Regions from separate parts of the Homo sapiens genome. Here all the other regions are linked to region 3. Evidence: chromatin contacts called from ENCODE Hi-C or POLR2A ChIA-PET data. All regions are on one chromosome and are shown on one strand. Each heading gives the region's core, a stretch centred on a gene start or an enhancer-like site at or near the end of the contact. The rest is flanking DNA. Distances are from core to core; before and after follow the strand shown.

The links. Hi-C counts contacts between places; a loop is a spot of excess contacts on that map. ChIA-PET counts read pairs that join two places held with the same protein, here RNA polymerase II (POLR2A). Pooled maps may share reads with other maps.
Region 1: a loop to region 3 is called in a pooled map, with 5 times the contacts of the local background. The contact joins the promoter of NMUR1 here to the enhancer-like site in region 3. A Hi-C loop is called at or near these places in 4 of 37 single-sample maps with no recorded cell type and 4 of 50 pooled maps. POLR2A ChIA-PET finds 5 or more read pairs at or near these places in 1 of 52 experiments (WTC11).
Region 2: a pooled map shows a loop between it and region 3 (12-fold over the local background). The contact joins the promoter of PTMA here to the enhancer-like site in region 3. A Hi-C loop is called at or near these places in 1 of 168 maps with a recorded cell type or tissue (transverse colon) and 10 of 50 pooled maps. POLR2A ChIA-PET finds 5 or more read pairs at or near these places in 1 of 52 experiments (H1).

What each region holds. Positions count from the first base shown.
Region 1 is chr2:231,528,534-231,532,461 of GRCh38, reverse strand. It overlaps NMUR1 (neuromedin U receptor 1), which reads left to right and starts at 2,017. Exons shown (of 3, transcript NM_006056.5): 1 at 2,017-2,103; 2 at 3,445-3,928. The coding sequence starts at 2,101. It overlaps LOC105376787 (a long non-coding RNA gene), which reads right to left and starts at 292. Exons shown (of 4, transcript XR_001739928.2): 1 at 1-292. RefSeq lists enhancers at 331-1,065, 3,555-3,928 and a silencer at 1,760-2,189.
Region 2 is chr2:231,706,523-231,710,376 of GRCh38, reverse strand. It overlaps PTMA (prothymosin alpha), which reads right to left and starts at 1,852. Exons shown (of 5, transcript NM_002823.5): 1 at 1,626-1,852. The coding sequence starts at 1,670. RefSeq lists silencers at 1-113, 604-913, 1,344-1,523, 2,044-2,443 and enhancers at 528-1,165, 1,744-1,803, 1,166-1,804, 1,805-2,442, 3,082-3,720.
Region 3 is chr2:231,226,103-231,229,728 of GRCh38, reverse strand. It overlaps ARMC9 (armadillo repeat containing 9), which reads right to left. Exons shown (of 25, transcript NM_001352754.2): 7 at 2,931-2,955. Among named protein-coding and RNA genes, the nearest start is that of ARMC9, 29 kb to the right of the region's middle. RefSeq lists an enhancer at 1,276-1,345. Within about 2 kb of position 2,213, at least 7 of the 41 ENCODE cell types and tissues checked have a DNase peak (open chromatin) inside an H3K27ac peak, as active enhancers do; they include transverse colon, where a contact is called at or near this core.

The sequences.
Region 1 (3,928 bases), core at 768-3,267, 300 kb before region 3:
CTGCTAATGTTATGTGAATGATGCAACCCGCTGTAGGAATTCCTGACTGGCAAGAGTCATTCTGCCTCTGCAAGGCTAGGTGGGTCCTTCCCCATCCCCTCCAGGGCTGTGTGAACCAAAGGGTCCACGGGGACTTTCGGACTGCTCAGAGTCTGTGCAGAGTGGTATGTGTGTGCGCGTGTGTGTGGTGTGGTATGTGCAGAGTGATGTGTGCATGCATGTGTGTGTATGTGTGTGTACATGCATGTGCGTGTGTGTGTGTGTTCCAGTGAAGGGCTGGGGTCCAAATGCTCCTCACTTGCTAAGAGCAGCCTGTGATGCCACAGTGGTCTCTGATGCTGAGTGATGTCATCCCTCCTTGCCCGTCTGTTGTGCTGGCAGCCCTGTTACTGAGGATTTCTCCTGGACTAGCTCATCAGGGGCTGAGTAGTTAATTCCCAGGGCACCACAGAATCCTTTCTCCCAAGGCCCTGAGGACCACGTGCCCCTGCACTTCCCACAACCGTCCCCTGCCTGGGACTCTGTTTACATGTGGAGTTCCTGGGAAGGCCGGCCTGGTGCAGGCTCCTTGAGGGCCTAACTCCCATCCCCAAGCCCAGACAGTGACTTATGGAATTGGGGGGCAGTGGGGAGGAGGAGGGTGCAGGAAAGCGGGGGGAAGGAGGAGCCTCCAGTTGCCACTAAATGGTGACAATCCCACCCCACATTTCTTGAGTGTTGGCCATGTGCCAGCCCCTGTGCTGAATCTTGACGCTCAGTGTCTCATGTCACCTTCACAATAGTGGCGATGGTGGTTAGCCCATTCTACAGGAAGGGGAACTGAGGCACACAGAGCTTCTGAGCTCACGGTGGCCTCTCGGGGTCCTGTGGCTTTGTAACCTCTCCTGGTGCTCCTCAGTGTGATTCTGGGGCATGGGGCTCTCCAGAGGGCGTTTGTCAAACATGAGGATTTCTGGGCCTTGCCCAGGCTAAGGAGACAAAACTCTGGGCAAAGGCCCCGGAACCAGCATTTTACTCTGTGTGATCCGTCATTTCTAGGGTCCCTAGAAGTTTCTGATGAAACAGCTTCCAGCTAAGGAGCTGATTGCAGGACTAGGGAGTGGGAGCAGGTGAGGCACTGGGATTTGCATGTGGGCAGTGTGGGGGAGCAGGAGGCTGTGGCTGGGCATTCTTAACCCTTCCCTAAATTCCCTCCATCCTTGTCTATACCCCCACCCTTGGTACAGTGATGGGGGCAGAAGAACATTTGAACGGATAAGGGGGACAGTATTTGGGGCTGAGGACAATGGTGAGGAGAGGGTGGCCCAGGGAGGCAGGTGAGGAGTGGGGAGGTCCACCCCCAGGCTAGACTTTGGTGTGCTCTTTTTCAGAAGGCAGTGGGGGGGCCCCAAGGAAGGGTTTCGAGGGGGTGATGGTCGTTGGTGGCTGTGGGAGGATGGACTGGAGGGAGAATAGGGGGCTCTTGCCCAGTCCTGCAGGGCCGAGCGCCTGGACTCAGGGACTGGAGGCCCCGAAGGGAGCAGCGGGTGAGAGGGGCTGCGGAGGCTGCAATCATGGGCCTTGGGACAGAAGAAGAGGCCTGGAGCCTGGGAGGATGAACCGCACCGGGGCATGTCGACTTCAAGGGGCTGGTGGGCCGTCCCTGTCCTTGGAGGTGGGTCTGAATGGGGGGCAGGAGGAGCTGGAGGCCGCAGGGACACCGTGACGGCGTTAAGCTAAACTCAGCACGCTGGAGGGCGGGAATCACATGTGAGCCCCAGGTCTCTCGGGCTCCTCCTCTGCGGCTCTCTGAGGCTCAGTTTTCTCATCTGTAAAACGGGTTGTTGTGAGGGTTCCGTCAGATAACGCTGCTTGTGGAGGTGTCGCCTCCACGCTGCTTGTGGAGGTGTCGCCTCCAACGGCCGCGTCCTCCGCCAGTGCGGGAGGGGGCGCCGCCCGGGCTGCGGGGACTGCACTGCCCCCTGGCGGCGTTCCCGGCCGGACAGGCGGGGCGTCGGGGCGCGGGCTGGGGCCGCTGTCAGTCAGTCCACTGGCTCCCGCGCCGCGTCTGTGTCCGTCGCTCGGAGGGTGGAAGCCGGGGTCTCGCGGGCCGCGGGCCGCATGGTAGGTGCGCAGGCGCCGGCGTGGGCTAGGGCGCGGCAGCTGGGCCGGGGCTCGGTGCGGGCAGGGTCGTCCTAGGGCGGGAAGGGTCCGAGGGCTCCGTCGGGGTGCCCCCCGTCCCCGCCACCGGGGAGCCTCGCAACTTCTCGGGTCATTTGTGTCTTCCGGCCAGGGGCGCCGGGGGGCTGCGGGCTTGCGACCCTTCCTCGAGGACCAGGGCGCCTCCCTTGAACCCGGGCTGGCGCCTGCGCGTTCCCAACTGGTTCCCGAGGCTCCCGCGCTGCTGTGCAGCGGGGGTGAGGGCGGGCGGGAGGAAGGGTGTGGGGCTCAATAGAGGAGAGGGAACCCCAGAACTGGCAGTGCCAAGGGCGTCAAATATGGAGACTGAACAGTTCAGGTGACAGAAAACAGAAAAAAGAATCAACTTGTGGATGAAGCATTTGTAGTGTGTAGCCTTGACACTCCCTCACTTGACTCTCATAGTGACTGGGTCCCCAGAGCAAGGGGGTGATCCCCGTGCCCTTCCGTATGCCAGGCAGGCCCTGTGTTAATGTCTTTAATGGATTAAACTCCCTGGATCCTCCTAATAGGGAAACAGCCTCAGAGAGGTTACCTCGCTAAAGGTCACACAGCCTGGAACTGGGGAGGCTGGATTCGAATCCAGGCAGTTGCTTCCTGAGCGCTTGCTCTTGAAGACCCTGCAATACCAGGCATTGTGCCCATTTTACAGATGCCCAAACGAGTGCCTCATCTAGCATCATTGCTTGAAAGAGGAGACACCCAAGATCTGTCATTTACTCAAAGGTTCCAATAGATCATGAAATTTAAAATCAAAACCCCACGTGTTTTTTTTTTTTTAAATGTAGATTTTTACTTTTTCGTTGTTTGCTTTTTGTTTTTTTGAGACAAGGTCTTTCTCTGTTGCCCAGGCTGGAGTCCGGTGGCACAATCTCCGCTCACTGCAACCTCTGTCTCCTGGGTTCAAACAATTCTCCCGCCTCAGCCTCCCAAGTAGCTGGAATTACAGGCGTGTGCTACCACGCCCGGCTACTTTTTGTATTGTTAGTAGAGACGGGGTTTCACCATATTGGCCAGGCTGGTCTTGAACTCCTGATCTCAAGTGATCCGCCTGCCTCGACCAAAGTGTTGGGATTACAGGTGTGAGCCACTGCACCAAGCTTATTTTTACATCTCTGACTTGTGGATGGAAGAGTTTTTTCTTTCTCAGTGGTGCCTAAAATAATGGTCATCATAGCGCTAATGTCACCTTTGGCTTGATGAGTGAGGACAGAGCCAGCATTCCCTGAATGATCTTTCTGGGCATCTCTCCCCTCTGTTCCACAGACTCCTCTCTGCCTCAATTGCTCTGTCCTCCCTGGAGACCTGTACCCAGGGGGTGCAAGGAACCCCATGGCTTGCAATGGCAGTGCGGCCAGGGGGCACTTTGACCCTGAGGACTTGAACCTGACTGACGAGGCACTGAGACTCAAGTACCTGGGGCCCCAGCAGACAGAGCTGTTCATGCCCATCTGTGCCACATACCTGCTGATCTTCGTGGTGGGCGCTGTGGGCAATGGGCTGACCTGTCTGGTCATCCTGCGCCACAAGGCCATGCGCACGCCTACCAACTACTACCTCTTCAGCCTGGCCGTGTCGGACCTGCTGGTGCTGCTGGTGGGCCTGCCCCTGGAGCTCTATGAGATGTGGCACAACTACCCCTTCCTGCTGGGCGTTGGTGGCTGCTATTTCCGCACGCTACTGTTTGAGATGGTCTGCCTGGCCTCAGTGCTCAACGTCACTGCCCTGAGCGTGGAACGCTATGTGGCCG
Region 2 (3,854 bases), core at 603-3,102, 480 kb before region 3:
GGCTTTGCGCGCGGGCCTCGGCACGCACCGCGCGCAGGGAGCACGTGGCCCGGGGCCGCCGAGTGCGTCCCTTGCCTTGGAGACTCCCGGCCGGCAGGCAGAGCTTGCAGTGGCACGCGCGCGGGTCGCGCGTCGGTCGGCCGGGCTCTCGACTCGACGCCCCACTGCCGCCACCCCGGCAGGCCCGAATGTCTGCATTCGGCGGGCCAAGTCCCACGGGAGGTCGCCCCAAAGTCCACCGGGCTGCGTAGGTCCGAGACTGTCGGGGATGCGCCTCTCGGGCTACTACTCATCGCCCTCGCGGGAAGTCACCTTTTGGTGCTTCGGAGAAAATCGAACAGCCAGGCCCCGCACTGGGGACGGTGTTCTCACCCCACAAACTCATTCCCGGACTGAGTCCAGAAGGGGTCACTGAGAGCCCCTGTGGAGATCCGGGCCCCGAGCTCCGCTCTGCCAAGAAGTCGCCCCTGGGAGAGTCAGAGATGACGCCAGGGACACAAGGGTTAAGGAGACGCCAAGGTGACTCGCGCCAATCCCTGCAGGGGCACGACGGGCGCGGACGAGGGCCGAAATATTAAGAAAGAGCCAGTCAGTCTGAGAGCGCCCCGCTCCCGCCAAGGGCGGAGACGCTACCCAGGGCGGGCAGTGGGACCGAGGCGGCGCCGACAACAGGAGCGGAGCCGCACCAGCCGCGCAGGACCTCATAGCCGAGGGCAGTGAACCCGCCACGGGGCCCGGGCGCCCCCCCAGTTCGACCCTACCATTGGCCTGTCGCGGCCGCCGTGTTGGCCCGCGTCGCCCCGAGCTGCGGCGCACACGGTGCTCCCGGGCAGCCGCGGGGGGCGCCCATCGTCGCCCCAGCGCCGCGCTTCACTTTCTCTTTCCTCCCTGCGGCGCGTGGGCTCTCGCCTCCTCAGCCAAGCCCGGCACCGCGGGTGCATGACTGAAGCTGGGCGGCCGCTCCCGGCGCACTCACCTCGAAGGGCGCCCACCCCCGCCTCCCAGAGCGCCCAAAGCGGATAAGCCCGTCACACCTCCGCCGGGACGGCCGACGTCGCGGCCAGCCAGCCCGTCGCCCCATCCGCCTTATCGGGACTTAGTCTAGACAAACCACCTCAGGTCCGCTGCAGGGCGCGAAACCGCCGGCCTGGCGCCGAACAAAGAGCAGCGCGGCCGGCGGGCGCTCGCCGCCACTTCCCGCGGCCGGCCCGCGCCCCAACACGCGCCCCCCAGCACTTCCGATTCCCAACGCGCTTGAGTTTCAAAGTTATTTCCGTGCGCCCGGCGGGCCGACGACCCCCAGCCAGGCTCTTCTCCTCCCGCCGCCACTCATACCGGCCACAGACGAGTTTCGAGGGCCGTGAGCCGGCCTCCGCGCCTAGCCCTCGGCCCCCGAGGGCGCCCGGCCCACTCCCCGACGGGCATCACGTCTGCCCGCGGCGGTTCCCGCCCCCTCCCCCGCACCACACAAAGAGTGGGCTGCCTGAGGGCACCGCGCCGGGGGCGGGCCGTTTCCCCGCGAGAGGGAGCAACAGCGGGCTTGAGACAGTCCAGCTGCTGCGCGCCAAACACCGCCCGAGCGGCGGCGCGCGGACCCCGAGGGGGCGGGCGGCGTCCAGCCTCACCTTGGTGGTGATTTCGGAGCTGGTGTCTACGGCTGCGTCTGACATGGTGGGGCACGCCGGTGATCCGATGCAGGGGATTAAAAAGAAAGCGAGAGTTCAGGGACTCTGGCGATAAAGCTGCCGGAGTCCGCGGCGGCGGAGGAGGCGCGCGGCGGAGGCGGCTGCGGCGAGCAAGGAGGCGGATGAGGAACAATGCAAAGATGGCTTTTCAGAGCAGCCAGTGGGGGACTCACGCGGCGCCAGAAGCTTTAATATAGATTAGTGGGCGGCGCTCGGCTTCCCATGCCCGGCCGCTATTGGCTGAGCGCAGGGAGCGGGCGCTCGCTCATTGGCTCGATTCCGAACAATGGACAAGCGTGCTTAAAGCGGCAGTGCCCCGGCGCGTCCCGCGCTGCGCAGTCGCCGATCGCACTGTCATTCAAGGCCGGAGTTTGCCGGGTCTCAGCAGGGCCGAGGGCGCGGGGGAGGGGTGCGCGAGCGCGTTCCGGACGCGCGCTCCCGCAGCTGTTTTGCTGGGGCTGCTGACGCAGAAAGCCAAAGCGCGGCAAAGCTGCCCGCCCAACCCCCTTCCCTCCCTCTCCCGCCCTCCCCGCGGCTGCTCGGAAGGAGGGGGAGGGAAGAGGGGGCGGCGGGCACACGACGGCTGCCAGCGCGGGGGAGGGGAAGGCGGGGTGCTGGGCCGCGCTCGCCCCGGGCGGTGCCCAGCGCAGTGCCCGCGGAGGTGCCCGCCCCCCGCGCCTGGGCGCCTTGGACCAAGGATTGTCCCAGTGCAAGTGGACGGCAGCCCCACGACGAGCAACGAGGTCACGAGGCCGAGACCCGGGCACCTGGGCCGCCCCGTCCCTCTGCCATGCCCTCGCGCCCTCCCAGGGCAGGGCACCCCTAGTCCTGTGGGCAGGCGACCTCGATTGCCCACCATCAGGTCCGGCGTCCGTCGGCCAAGTCAGTCGACAAGCGGGCACCGTCCCAAGCACACACGGATTCATGTATCAAGCGGACTCGATGCGCGATGCCGGCTCCAGCCCTCGAGTGGGACAGCCCGCGGGCCCCGCACGGCATAGCGGTCCCCTCATTCTAGGTTTCTAGTTAGGGTCTGTCCCGAGCGGTCACTGCCGTCGCGACAGCCTCAGGGCAGCCTCCTCCAGGGGCCTGCCGGGCCATCGAGTCTACCCTTCTCCCACCCCACTGCTGGACTGCGATGGGCACATGAACATTACAGAGTTCCTCGGGAAAAATCATCGTCTCTGGAGCCAGTTGGGCTAATCTTTGGGGACTACCTGAAATTTGGGGGACCATTTAGAGAACCATGCGGAGCCCCGAGAAAGGGGAGCATCAAAACGCCACACTCAAGATGGCGCCGGGCTCGGCAAGCGTGGCGTGACGTAGCGATCTAGCTCACGTGGGCGATCCGAGAACAACAGGCTACGCTGGCCTTATCGCCACCGCACTTAGCTGTCGAACTAAGAAATCGGTTGTGTGGGAAAAAGGACCAGAATAGGTGGAAAGATAGTCCAGAAATTTACCTGTGCCACACACAAGATGGCGAGACGTAGGGTTCGTCCCTGTGCTGCCAAAAGGGGGCGCCCGACACGGAAGGCGGGACTCCGGAGACACGAGCGCACATTGGCCGAGAGTGGCGGGCGAACACAAAGTTGACGCTTTGCGTCCTTCCATTGGCAGTTTCTTCCGTCTGTCTCTCGGTTGCAGCCGAGCTGGGAATGGGGAAAACCCGGAGTGTGGGATCGTGGAGGGCGGACGATGCCAAGTCCAGCAGAGCTTGCGCTCGGGGCTAGAAGAGAGACTGAGTCTCCCTTCTCAGTTTCATTAGGTAATGGGCGACATGGCTCCGTCTCCACAGCGGGGCTTTGCTGAGCTTAGCACGCAGTCTCCCGGCGGGGAGGAGGCGCGCAGTGCCGGGCGCCACTCCGTCTCCAGTACGCGTTAGGCCCGCGTTCCCAGGTGCCCGTCTGGCCGCTGGACTGTTGGCCTTTCCGGAGCGAGTTTTACTTTAGGAAGAAGCCCGGGATCCCGGTAGTTTAGCCTGAAGAAACGTGGGGCAGATGCTGGGCAGGGCGGGGATACCGCGCCAACACCCGCTGCCCAGCGGTCGCCCTCCTATGCAGCGGCGAAGGGACGCCCGCTGTGTCTCCGCCCTGCCCCCAGGCGCCCCAGTGGCTGGAGGTGGCATTCTCCACTGGACGGGCGCGCCTCAATCCGGGGGACTTCCAC
Region 3 (3,626 bases), core at 964-3,463:
ATTACCTCCTTGCTACTTTGCTAATCCACAGATACTGGATGAAGAAAGTTATAATGTAACTTATGAATATGAGTCATTACTTTTTAAAATACTGTTTAGGGCTCCAAACTCCAGAAAAATGATCAACTGCTCATTCTGAAAGGGTTGAATCAATTCATGCTAGAAATGCCAAAAGATACTATTTCTATATCCTTTTTAAGTGACTAGGTGAAAATAATAATCCGATGTTACTACATTGTCAACCTGTTTTTATTCCACACAGCATTTCAAACGTAATTCCTTCTGAGAGAAGTTTCTGCTGCAAGTGCCTTTCCTGTCTTCTTTAAAAGCTTCTGGTAATCTCACTTAACCGTGAAAACTTCCTATCAAGATACACAGAACAATGATATCATGCAACCACTTCACTTAAAACAATGCCTGAGTCTAGAATTAAATTAAACTGGGGGCATGTCTGTGCCTTTGGTTATTACAGCCTTAGCTGCAGGATGAGGGGACAAGGGGGTGACAAATGACTGTCATGCCTGGGCCCAAAATGCGAATCTCCAATCTCCATAGCAACACCACATTACAGAGTTCACTCCGCCACAGATGCACTTTGCTTGCCAGACTCAAATCCACAGCCATTCTGCTTGGCTTCCAGAAAACTCAGTTAAAATTGACCCTAAAGAAGGCTTAAAAACTGGTCTCCTTACTGAAATTCCAACATTAAAAACCTGTAGAGAAAGACAATTCTTTTATTTGCATTCCCCTTCCCATGTTTATTTGATCTGCAAAACTGGGCCACTTATCAGATTTACATAATGCTCCCAGAAGAAAGCTATGCTCAAAAATGCAGTGTATGCTAGGGGGACATGAGCTGCAGAAACTCAGGAACCAGAGAGAGAAGTTTCTCACCACCTTCCTGCCCCCATTGCCTGGGGGTCCAAAGGCTAGTTCAGAACAGCGACCTGGCAGATTCAACTAACAACTAAGGCAGTTCTCTAGGGTCCAGAGATGCAGGGTATGGTGGTGGTTTTAAAATGCCTGTAGTCTTTGACACACCCTCCTTCCCATCAAGAAGAGGAATGTAATTTCCTTTCTCTGAAGGTGAGGGGGCCTTAGGAATTCACTTGCAAGAAACAGAATGCAGCAGAAATGACTGACTGACTTCAGAGGCTAGGTTAGAAAAAGTGATACAGCTTCCTCCTGGCTCTCTCTGGGGACATTCACCCTTGGAAACCAGGCAACATGCCTGGAGGAAGCCCAGACCACAAGGCCACGCAGGTGTTCTCGTCAAGGGCCTCTGCTGAGACCCCACGTGACAGCCAGCACCGACCACCACTCTGCGTGTGAGTGCCTTGGAGTTGGCCCCAGGCCGCTCCGCCTGACTGCACCTGAGAGACACGCTGAGGGAGAACAGCTTAACTGAGCCCACAGCTCCCAGACCATGCAGGCTCATCATCACCATTATAAGTGAATGTCATTGTTTTGTGCCACCAAGTCGGGATGGTCTGTCAGGCAGCAATGGAACAGTGGGCTGAGGTGTATTTCCAGGAGCTGCAGGGCAAGATCCAAAGTCCCAGTCCAGTTGAAGATGCCAGCTGTGTTGGATGTGAGCAAACTGGCCCGGGACGCACCGTGGCCAGGCCTGGGCCTAGGCTAGCACTGAGAGAGCGGGCCTGCAGAGCTGAGGATGCAGGCTGGGAGTCTTCCTCCACATACTGTACTGGGGGTAGGGCAACCTTGGGGAGCTCCAAGACTCAGGGTGCTCCTGCGACCCTTGGAGCAGTCCAGGTTGATCCCATGGGGCCGTATCTGTAGCCCTGCTCCTCCATGAAGGGCCAGCAGGGCCTGTCCCCTCTGAGCGACAGAAGGGTCAGCATGGCTGGCAGAACCAGTCACACACTTAGAACAGCTGAGCTGGGGATGCTTGAGGCTACCAAGAGCAAAACCAAGCATCCGAAGCCTTCTCAAAGGCTGACGCTGCCAAAGCCATCTTGAGTGACAAACCCAAACCCAAGCTCTCCCTGAGGTTGACAAACCCCATTGCTTATCTGCCAACTCCCTGGTGAGCAAACAGCTAAATAATTTACTAATTAATGCTTCCTTTCTTTAAAAGAGTTTCACTCCCTAAAAAGAAACAGGAAAAAGCAATGGCAGGGAGTTCTGAAATCCTCTCTGGCATGACTCTGCTTTGAAAGGGCAAATGTGCTGGCGCATGGAACAAGATCTCCTGTAGTCACACTCCACCTACTGGGAACTGAGGGTTATGCCATCAATACTCACCAGAGGGATGACATGCATCACAGGCCCTTTCCAGCATCATCATTTAAGCAGCTGTCAAAACGTAGTATCAAAGGCAAAACTGAGGTACAGCGCCCCAACTGGGGCCACCAACTTCATATTAACTACACTTTTTCTCACCTTACTCAAAAGTGAACAGTTCTGGTAAAAACAATTGACCATGGAAAAATAACACTTCATGCTACAAACTGAAGACTGGAATTCCTACTTGGGAATGGAAAATGCTTGATAAGAATGGGTACTCCATATGTCTTCGAAGACCCCAGTTGACTAGTTCAAGGTAAAAGTTAAATATTAAAATAATTAAAATAAATTAAATTAAAAGAACTCTATCCTTACCCATGCTGCCCTACACCTTCTAGGGAAAATGTGCTGCTGCTGCAGTTACCTCCCTTTGGGATGTTATTGGATTCTCTTCATTTCTCCAAGGCTTAGCTACCTGACATGCAAGACGAAGCTAACAATACCAGCCCTCCCGAAAATGGGCCTCAAGGAACTGCAGGTCACTATGACTGCAAAGCCTTTCATAAATATTTAGACTCTTAAAGCCAAAATCATGAATTCTCTCCATCTTTGCACCGATCTTACTACTTCAAACCTGAACTGGCAAAGTTGTTCTTAGACAAATTTAAATCTAGATGATTTACCTTTGTTACTTTGTCCATTCTCCTTCTGGGATGAAAAAGAAGTTCAGGAAAACAGGCATTCAGGGAACGGTACTTGGGGTATCGGACATCCTGTGGCCAATGTGAGAAAGCACCTCAGCATGATGAAACAGAATTCTCGGAGCCGGGAGGGCCAGCTCCAACTGTTGCTGTAAATAGCTAAGCAACTTCTCCATACTGGCCTGACCCACTCCCATTTCAGAAGAAGGCAAGTCCTCTTCTCCCCATTTCAATTATCACTGTCTGAATTCAAGTCTTGCACTATTTCAACAGCCTCCTATCCCCTTCCTATCCCCTTCCAAAGGCCTTCCCCACTGCTACCAAGCCAACTAAAAATGCAAATCTGATTTTATACATAATTCAACTCTAACTTCAATTCAAAGCTTTATCCTAAGGAAATTGATATTGAGGTGAAAACAGCATAGCACAGTATTGCTAAGACCACAGACTCTGGAGCCAGACTGCCTGGGTTCAAATCTCAGTTCCCACACGTCTGGCTGCATGACTGAAGACAGTTACTTAACATGTTTCTTTTCCCTTAATTTGTCTTAAACTTTTCCTTAGTATTTTGGTAATAGCTTTATTCACGTACTGTATAATTCACCTATTTAAAGTGTACCTTTCAGGCCAGTGTGGTGGCTCACGCCTGTAATCCCAGCAATTTGGGAGGCTGAGGCG